Linked DNA regions of Homo sapiens: region 1 is linked to region 2. A link is an interaction called in ENCODE POLR2A ChIA-PET data of the cell type or tissue named here. Cell type or tissue: GM12878. All regions are shown on one strand.

The links. Peaks named below come from ENCODE experiments on the same cell type or tissue, not always from the same donor. Only the 100,000 strongest peaks of a DNase experiment are listed, where the experiment ranks them.
Region 1: POLR2A ChIA-PET joins it to region 2 with 8 read pairs; 1 of 35 experiments calls an interaction of 5 or more read pairs at or near these places.

What each region holds. Positions count from the first base shown.
Region 1 is chr2:226,870,555-226,875,554 of GRCh38, reverse strand. All of the region lies in intron 5 of RHBDD1 (rhomboid domain containing 1), which reads right to left. Among named protein-coding and RNA genes, the nearest start is that of RHBDD1, 37 kb to the right of the region's middle. In GM12878, a CTCF peak has its summit at 2,454; a DNase peak (open chromatin) is centred at 2,329; H3K4me3 peaks cover 635 bases; H3K27ac peaks cover 1,554 bases.
Region 2 is chr2:224,954,820-224,959,819 of GRCh38, reverse strand. The region is part of intron 1 of DOCK10 (dedicator of cytokinesis 10); the gene reads left to right. Among named protein-coding and RNA genes, the nearest start is that of MIR4439, 53 kb to the left of the region's middle. RefSeq lists an enhancer at 1,683-2,072. In GM12878, no CTCF peak of the experiment used is centred here; a DNase peak (open chromatin) is centred at 2,033; H3K4me3 peaks cover 918 bases; H3K27ac peaks cover 1,802 bases.

The DNA.
Region 1 (5,000 bases), 1.9 Mb before region 2:
CCTTCTGTTCTGGTTTGGGGGGTAGTTAGTGTTTCTTTTGCTAAACTGTGAAGTCTCGATGGGTACGGAAATAGTGTATTGATTTAGGTCAACATTTAACAAGGATCTCAAAAGCACAGGCACATGAGGGAATAAACATTCTCTTTTACTAAAGATTTAATTCAGAATTGTTCAAGATTACTACCTCCTTACATTTGAGTGAGATACCAAGTTCTAAAACAATGAGATATCAGTCCACCTTACAATGGAAAGAATAAAGTAAAAATACCTGAGACAGTTCATAAAGCAATCTAGCAAGCCATTTCAAGCCAAACAGCAACCATGAAAACAACTGATGCTCCTTATCTTATGTCCATCCAACAACAAATATTTACTAATTGCCTACTTTGTGTCAGGCAGATGGTTAAGATACAAAGGTAAACAAGAAACAGCCCCTAAAGAAGCTCATAGCCTAGAAAGAAAGTGAAAAACACAGATTAATTATGATGGAGGAAGGGCTTACGGTAGATAAATCTACAAACACTACAGAAGCAAAGACAAAGAAGTAATTAACACTGCCTGGAGGAATCAGGGGAAGTAGCATACAATAGATACTATGTGATTTGGGTTTTGAATAACCAGGAATTCACAAGGAGACAATAAAAGGCATGCCAGGGAGAGGGAAGAGAGGCGCACACGCACAGGCTGAGACACATGGGATTGGCATTCTGAGTTTGAATTTCCATCACTTTCTATTTTTTGTTTATGCTGTAGTAGGCTGAATAATGGTTCCCCAAAAGACATCTACATCCAAATCCCTGGAACTGATGAATGTAACCATATATGGCAAGGATTTAGCAAGTGTGATTAAGGATCTTGAGGTACAGAGATCATCCAGGATTACCAGGGTGACTCCTAAATGCAATCACAAGTGTCCTGATAAGAAAGAGACGAGGGATATTTAACACAGATAGAAAAAGGAGAAGGCCACATGACCCTGGACACAGAGATGGAGTGATGCAGCCCCAAGCTAAGGAATGGCAGCAGCCACCAGGAGCTGGAAGGAGTAAGGTAATAGTTTCTCCCCTACAAACTGCTCTAGAGTCTAGAGGGAACTCCACCCTGACAACACCAACTGTAGAAGGAATTTGTGTTATTGTAAGCCCCCAGGTTTGTGGTACTTTGTTACAGCAACAATAAGAAACTAATAAAGATGCTGTCTACTATCTGCCTCCAATACCATTTCCTGACATCCATAGAGAACACCAGAGTAGCCTCACATTCTTTGTCCCCCAACCCTACCTCCTACAGTCCTCCTAGGTAATGGCACTGTCCATGCAGATAATCTTCCTGATATGATTTGGCTCTGTGTCCCCACCCAAATCTCATCTTGAATCATAATCTGAATATACTCCTCATGTGTCAAGGGGGGTCCTGGTAGGAGGTGAGTGGAACATGGGTGCAGTTTCTCCCATGCTGGTCTCATGATAGTGAGTTCTCATGAGATCTGGTTGTTTGATAAGTGTCTGGTACTTCCCCTGTGCTCTCTCTTACACCTGCCACCATGTAGGACGACCTTGAATCACCTCCACCTTCTGCCATGACTGTAAGTTTCCTGAGGCCTCCTCAGCCATGGGGAACTGTGAGTCAATTAAACTTCTTTGGTTTATAAATCACCCAGTCTCAGATATTCTTTATAGCAGTGTGAAAACAGACCCACCCACACCTTAAACTCACAACCCCTTGAACAACTCCTTGACTACCAGGACCTTTTCTTCCTCCATGTCTCAATTTCATACCATCATAGACATTCTCAGGGCCATGTCACCAGCAAAACCAACTCCAGCATCCTCTCCTCTGACTACCAATTTCTATTCTCACAGCTTTCTCCGTTTTCAAACTTGACAAAACCTCCTATCTCTTAATTCCTCCATTATCCTGCAGTCTACAAGGCTCTTCAGCTCCATTACTTTCCCTTCCCCAGAGTCATCACTGCACCAACCCCCTCTCAACAGAAACATGCAGCTTTGCCAAGAAGCTTATGAGGCATCAGGTCCCTCACTTGCCTGGGCTCATTCAGAGCTCTGGGAGGGGTCCCAGCAACATGTTCACATGGTCATATTTCTTTTATACTTGTGAAAGTGAGATATCTTAACCACAACCTACTAAAACTGCTGTCTCTTTCCACTCTAACTCCCCCTCTGTCACACTTCCTCCCATATCAGTTGTCACTGGAGTAGCCCCAGGCATTTTTGGGATTCAGCTAAAGGGACGTTGAGTTGAGGATACATTTGGTTTGGGTTCAGCATGGTATATTTATGTGGTTTGTGGTCATTTCTGTGCATAGCTGAGTCACTGCCAGTCTTTACAGTGCAAAAATGGCTTCCAGAAATACTCTTAATGCCCACTGTGCATTTGTAACCAGGATGATAACAGGATATGCAAGAGCAGCGGTCCCACAGCACTCTCAAGTGTCCTGTGGCAGCTAGCACTTGCAGTAAAGTCATCATGCTGGAATCAGGACCAGTGTCTGGAAAAATCTTCCAAACACCAAGCATGTAAAACTGTAAGAAGAGGACTCACTTCTCATTCATATAGTCAAAACTGAAATTAGAGGCTCTCCCACATCAGGAACATATATGATAATGCAGTATATGCAATTATAAATGTACCATGTTCCTTTCCTTTTTGGAGAATCCTGCAAACTAACTTTATCAGAATTCCTGTGTTTATAATTCTCAAACAAAATTATATGCAAATCACATCAGAAAGTGTAAACAAATAATCAGTAGGACTTTGGCTTTCTGGCAATGAATAAAGAGGACTGCATCATAAGAACATTAATTAAGTACTTAAATTACTTGCTGATTTAAGAACAAAGTAGATCAATGAAGAAAACTAAAACCTGCACTTTGCCACTAAAGGTCAATGACAACATTTGATTCAATTCAAAAAACATTTGATATTGATCACTTCACAAAAACTTGAAAAGTACTGAAATTTTACAGCTTGCCTGTAAAAAAAACATTGATAGAGGCTTTCCAAAGTTGGACAGTGATTCTAAAAATTTACATGATGAGCTGTGAAGAAAGCTCTTCTAAACTCTTAATAATAGAAAACTAATTTTGAGCCACCATGATGTTCTCTCTACGGAAATACTATTGCCAGGTTATTTTCATATGAAAAAGAGATCAGAAAGCATGCAGCAAAACCTGTCGGGGAAAATATTACAGAGGTGTGTCAGGGAATTAATATTATATTATTTGTATGGATTTAATAATGTTTATAATATTTGTCAGGTCTTAAAATTTTATGAACTGTCTTTCCCTTTCTCATTTAAAATTTTTACTTTTTTCTGCAATTTTGTACTTTTTTCCTAAGGAGAACCCATAAAACCAAATAAGCTTGAAGTCCATAAAACTAAGACCAGCCTTTGACAAACATTCATCTTCCTCAATTCCTTGCCTTGGGGTCTTAACCCCCAACTCTGGATTAATCTCATCAAACAAATATAAAAGGCATAACCAATGAAGAAGTCATCCTTTATAATTCCCCCTAAAATAAACAATCCAGACAAGGATAACCACTGATCTAGACAAAAAGTTACTGGAAACAAGTTATCCGCATGATGTCCAAGTGTCACCTCATATAGTACTTGCTAATTCCAAAGGGATAAAGGTGCCCTTATAATGGAGACTACCTTAACCAAGTAATTAAACTTGTAATTCCTAACATAGGAGCCACCTGGCATGTATGTCCTTCCTGACGTAATGCAACATGTATCATCCCTATGGAGTATTATCGCCAAAAAAGAGCCAGTTTAATCTGAATCTAATTAAGCCTTTAGACCCAACTTTCAGTTTCCAGAAATGCAACGGATAGAGGGACAAGTTAAACAAGCCCCAAAGGAAACAAGCAGACAAGTCTAGAGTGTGGGATATTCTATAAAACGAGAGATCTGATATCTTTAAAATGTCAACTTCATGGAAAAGTAAAAAGGTGGGAAGACCGTCTTAGAATACAAGAATAAATAAATACAATAATCAAAGGCAATATATGAATTTTGGATCCTGGTTCTCCTTTGGCCACAACAGTTATTAAAGACATTTTGAACACTAGGAGAATCTGAACATGAACCAATTACTAAACAACATTAAGGAATTACTGTTAATTTTCTTTTGCATGACAACAGTAATGTGGTTTTGTAAAATTATATTTTTCTGTTTAACAGATGCCTGCTGAAGTTTTTAGGGGTGAAGTTATTATGTTTACAACTTACTGTCAAATGGTGCATCAACATTTCTTTATGTTTGAAAATTTATAAATTTATAAATATTTTTGAAAACAGAAAATTGAAACAAGTGGAAAAATAAATTGAAAATAAAATTTAAATTGAAAAATAATTGAAAATCTGTATAATAAAAAATTGAAACAAGTAAAAAATATATTTTTTCTCTCATTTGATCAATCTAGCCAAATAATTTTTAGTTGGGTCAAAGTAATTTTATTCTTGTCAAATATTAGCAATGAAGCAGTATCCAAAGCCTAGGGGGTAATGCTTTCAGCTGTCATATTTTACCAAATACAGTGGATCCTTGAACAACATGGGTTTGAACTATGCAGGTCCACTTACATGAGGATCTTCTTCCACCTCTGCTACCCATGAGACAATAAGACCAACTCCTCCCCCTATTCTCCTCCTCCTCCTCCTCAATGTGAAGATGATGAGGATAAAGACCTTTATAATGATCCACTTCCACTTAACAAATAGTGCATACATTTTCTCTTCTTTATGATGATCTTAATAACATTTTATTTTCTCTAGCTTACTGTAACAATACAGTATATGATACATATAACATGCACAATGTGTGTTACCTGACTGTGTATGTTATTAGTAAGGCTTTCAGTCAATAGTAGGCTATTGATAGTTAAGTCTTTGGGGTGTCAAAAATTATATATGAATTTTCAACTACATGGGGGCGCAGCATCCCTAACCCCCAAGTTGTTCAGGGGTCAAC
Region 2 (5,000 bases):
TCAGGCCTGTTGGAAAGGAAGGGTTTCCCAGTGTCGGCTTCCGTTTTGCAGCTGTATTCAAGGCGAAAGTAATGAGATGTTAAAAATACATAACTGAATATTCAGATTTTAGCAAGATATTATCAATAAATTAAGTGGGTGTGAAAACAGCCCCAAAATTATTTCCAGTGCTTTATTTACAAATCATGTCAAGGGCAATGTCATCTAGTGAGAAGGCACAGCTGTTTCCTTCTGAAGTAGAATCCAGCTGAGAGCAGGGAATGAGAGACAGTAGCATCTTTTTGGGTGCATCATCTGGACTAAATGTGGAGAAAGAGGAGCTCTGATTGAAAAATCATTTTTCTTGCCTAAGTGGTACTTGAGGTAAAAAAAAAAAAAAAAAGAAAATAATAAAGGCTTATTTTTTGGGGTCCGGTTGTAGGTTTACCTGGAAATGGCTGATACAAGTTGTTTTATTTAAAAACACACAAACATAGAAGTTTAGAGTTTTTTTAAAAAAAGCTTCAGAACAAGAAGTCCAGAAAGATTACTGTTTTTGCCTGAGGTCACTCAACCTATCAGCGATAGATGTTGAATACAGGCTTCCTGATGCCATCCAATGCTCTCCTCACTGTGAATGCAGTGAGATGCACTCTGCCTAAAAGAAAAAAAGAAATGGCTTATCATGGCAGTCTCCACTCTGTAGTTATGGGCAGTGAGAAAGAAGAAGTCAACACAAATTCAGAACTGGTTCCTGAAAATATGTTCCCTAATGCCAACCAAAGCAAGAAGGATGCCAATTTTAAATGCTGCCAAAGATCTTTTGATGCAGTCTAGGTAGCGGATCTCCTTCCCAATCTATGATACCCTTGCAAAAGAGAACAAAGTCAGATTAAATGTCTCTTTGTCAGTGTACTTTAATACCTTTCCGTGGCCTTGGAAATTTATTCAAAGGAAAAAGAGGAAGACGGGGAGAAAACAAAGTGCAATACTCTTTTCTGCTGTTCACAACATCAAATTGGTAATTATAATGTTGGTATTTGCCACATGCCAGTAGGAGATCCCGCACCGTTGAAACATAAAGAGGATACTGTTTATTGCTCTGGGAATTTACAGTCCCGCTTAGGCAGAAAAGTAACCATGAAAAGTTCTTTTTTTTTTTTAAACATATGATATTGGTTAAAACTTGGCTTTCTTAACTTCCTTGGAATTTGAGTCTTCTTTGTGGGATAAAGGGAGATGACAGAAATAGGATAATTGGAACCTTTTGTAGTTGTGCACAGAGGGGATTTAAAAATGAAATAGCCAGTGTTGCAAGACACAATGAGCACAAAGAGGTCAGTTGTGGAAGGAGTGAGTGTGCAGGGGAAGAGAGGCTGTTTAACCTAATTATCCTTATCCAAACCAAGGGGTCTTCTGGCTACTCCCTTCCTTTCTGAAGCATCCTATTCCTTTCACTGCCACTTTCGAGGTGCCCTTTTTGTGCCCGGAGCTGGTGCCCTTTTTGTGCCCGGAGCTCCTCCTCCTAATGCTCAATGCATGAGCAGCTAGGATCATCCTGCACTCATAAACCATACACTGTAGCAGCGCAGCTCAAGATGACCTCAACACAATTACTTTATAATCCAACTTACAACTGACATCCACTGAGCATTTTATTATATTCCACACATGGCGCTAAGCACTTCACCAATATTCTATTAATAAGCCTCACAACATCTAATAAAGTAGATACTGTGGTTATCTTTATTTTGCAGATAAGGAGACTCATTTCCAGAGAGGTTAGGGAAGTCACCCAGAGGTACCTGGCAAGTAAGTGTGAAGGCCAGCACAGTGGTCTTACCCACAGTGGCCAACACCACAGTCCCAATGACATGCTTTCATGCTTGAAACGTGTATCCTCATCCCCAATTCCTTGGGCCTTTGCCTAGGTGACCAGTTTGCCTCTTCTGAGATAATATTCTAAGTTATTGAAGATTATAATGGGTTTGTAGCTTTTCCAGGCAAGTGAAGCTGCATTTTAATAGAGACGTCCCAGAACAGAAACAGAAACCTAGGCTTATGCACTAATTTGAATAGTGGTGTTTTGAGACATGTAGAGAAGTGAAAGAGGGCACTGATTTGAAGGACAGTAGGTCTGAGGTTCTTCCAAGCAAGTCAGCTCGGCTTTCAAGAGGTACTAACTCTGGTCCAAAGAGAAATCTCCACCATCTGCCAGGAGATCCCTGGCTCTGGAAGCCATCATCAAGGAAATACTGGATTTGGTGGCTCACACCTGTAATCTCAGCTACCAGGAAGCTGAGGTGAGAGGATCTCTTGAAACCAGGAGTTCTAGACTAGATTGGGCAACATAGCAAGACCCCACCTCAAAAAAAATTAAAATGAAAAAAGGTGTGATGATACACATTTGTAATCCCAGCTACTCAGCAGGCTGAGGCAAGAGAGTCATTTGAGCCCAAGAGTTCAAGGTTGCAGTGAGCTATGATCACACCGCTGCACTTTAGCCTGGGTGGCAGAGTGAGACCCCATCTCCGAAAAACAAAGCCGGGGGGGGGCGGAAAGTAAAAACTAAATACTAGATTTAGACCTAGGGTTGGGGAGAGATTTTTCCCTGCCCTCCCCCAAGAAGTTTTGGCAACTTCTGAGGACCTCAGTGGCTGTCACAGATGGGCACAGCAGAGGGCGGGGAGTTTGCTACTGGTATCCATGGGTAGAGGCCAGCCAGGGATGCTACAAAACATCCTGCAATACAAGGGACACCCCCACACACAAACAACAAATGATCAGATCCAAGATGTCAATAGTGCTGAGTTTAAGAAACCCTGATTTAGACAATACCTGAGGGACATGACAAGCATGACCAGGTTTACAAATTCCAAGCACAGCCGTGGCCAGTGAAGAGGCTGGCTTTATTCCAGGGTTTTCTCCTCCATTTCCTAAACATGCGGTGTGATCCAGCTGGTTAGTTAATTCCACCTGACTGAGTATACATTAGGAAAAGAGAATATTTGATTTTATAAATGAGATCTCCGTGCAGTATAAAAATAGTTTGTGTTGGGAGGTAGTGCCACAGAGGGCACTATTATATGATTTTCTGCCTAAGAAAACTATTAGGTGAACCAGCTTCTGAGGCATTGTTTCTCAAAGTGTGGTCTGTGTAGTGTCTTTAACAGGCATCACTTCGATGCTCTTTTTTTTTTTTTTTTTTTTTTTTTCTGAGGTAGCGTCTCGCCCTGTTGCCCAGGCTGGAGCGCAGTGGTGCAATCTCGGCTCACTGCAACCTCCACCTCCGAGGTTCAAGTGATTCTCCTGCCTCAGGCTCCTGAGTACCTGGGATTACAGGTGCATGCCACCATGCCCAGCTCATTTTTGTATTTTTAGTAGAGACAGAGTTTCACCATGTTGGCCAATCTGGTCTCGAACTCCTGACTTCAAATGATCCACCCACCTTTGGCCTCCCAAAGTTCTGGGATTACAGGCATGAGCCACCGTGCCCGCCAATGGATGGTCTTTATAAAGCCAGATTACTAAACCCCCCAAATGAGAGCTACTGAGCTCCTGGTTAGGGTCAAGGAATCCACATTTTAAACAACTTATCCATGTGATTCTTACAAACACTGGAGAGTCTCTTCTCTTGGGGTTATAGTAGTAACTTTCAAAGTCCTACTATTGTCCAGGTCCCAAATCAAGTCTCAGTGCTTGTATGAAGAAATCCTGCTTCACCTTGGCCAACACAATGTTCTCCTTTGTTTTCAGATGCTGCAACCCATATTCTTCATTTGTCACTTCGTTTCTGCCTTTTGTGTTTTATGTGTACCATCATCTCCCCACATGGACTGTGTATAGTCTGTTCTAATTCTCTCTTATCATTGATTCCTGGCACTGGACAGACACGAACAATGTTTGACAGAGAGTCATTCTCATAAACTAGATTAAATACATATGGGTGCCCTTATGAGAGGTATCCAATTCTTGTTTCTCTGCTATTTCAGTTCTTCTTGTTTACCTAGTGAGGTGCAGAACACATACCCAGAGGTTAATTTGCCCTTTAATTGGGGACCTTAACTACTGGACTTCAAAATGTCAAGAATTTACTGCAGTGTGCACAACTAAATAAAGGAAATTCAACAATTAGTTATCTGCAAAACACAAAGTTCTTGATTGCAAACCCAAGACCCTACCATTATTCTCCAATTTCCACAATGCAAGGCATTAAACACTTAAATCAAAGTATTGTATTAGCTTTATCTCCTGGTGGAGGCCTTAAAAGACACAAATGCATTACGGTGCCATTAAATAAGTGGTTTGTGGAGTCGACTGGGTTACAGGGATTGTACCTAGGCTAACAATCTGATCCACTAGCAATAAATTGTTGGTCTAGATATCTGGTTGCCTTCACACTCAGCAATTGGCATTTACATGACAATTAGTTTCCTTCTCAAAATTGCTTAGGTAATAATGCTTTATTGCCTTCCATTTATAAAGACAAATCCTTCTGCAGTAAAAAGACAGCCACAAGAATAAAGCATATGTAATGGTGGTATTCCATAAATTGACCAATTTTTCCATTAGAGCTTTACAGATTTGAAAGACCTTAGTCTCCCCACAAAACTTACATACAATGTGCTTTTCAGGGTAATTATTAAACAGTGAGTGACATTCATATTGAAAGCAAGGTAATGAGTAGTTTGAATGGCTACAGGAGGGCAATTTTAGGTGCTTGTTTTATTTTAAAGGAAATAACATTGGTCTGTAGTTAATTTTGCCAGTAGTGGGAAGCTGGAGTAGGCTCCAAGCCAGCAAGCAGACAGGATACCTCTGTCTCTAGGGAAAATGCAATTGGAAAACAGTCCCTATAAGATAAAAAGATAACTGCATTGATTCAGATCTCCTCAGCCTCATCTTCTTGGAGGCTGTATTTGTGTGTCTTCACCTGATCATTTGTGGAAGAAATCTGCTTCAGCTCGGAATGCTTTTCATTTTCTTTAAAAGGTAGAGGAAAAATAGTATAATGAAAAATA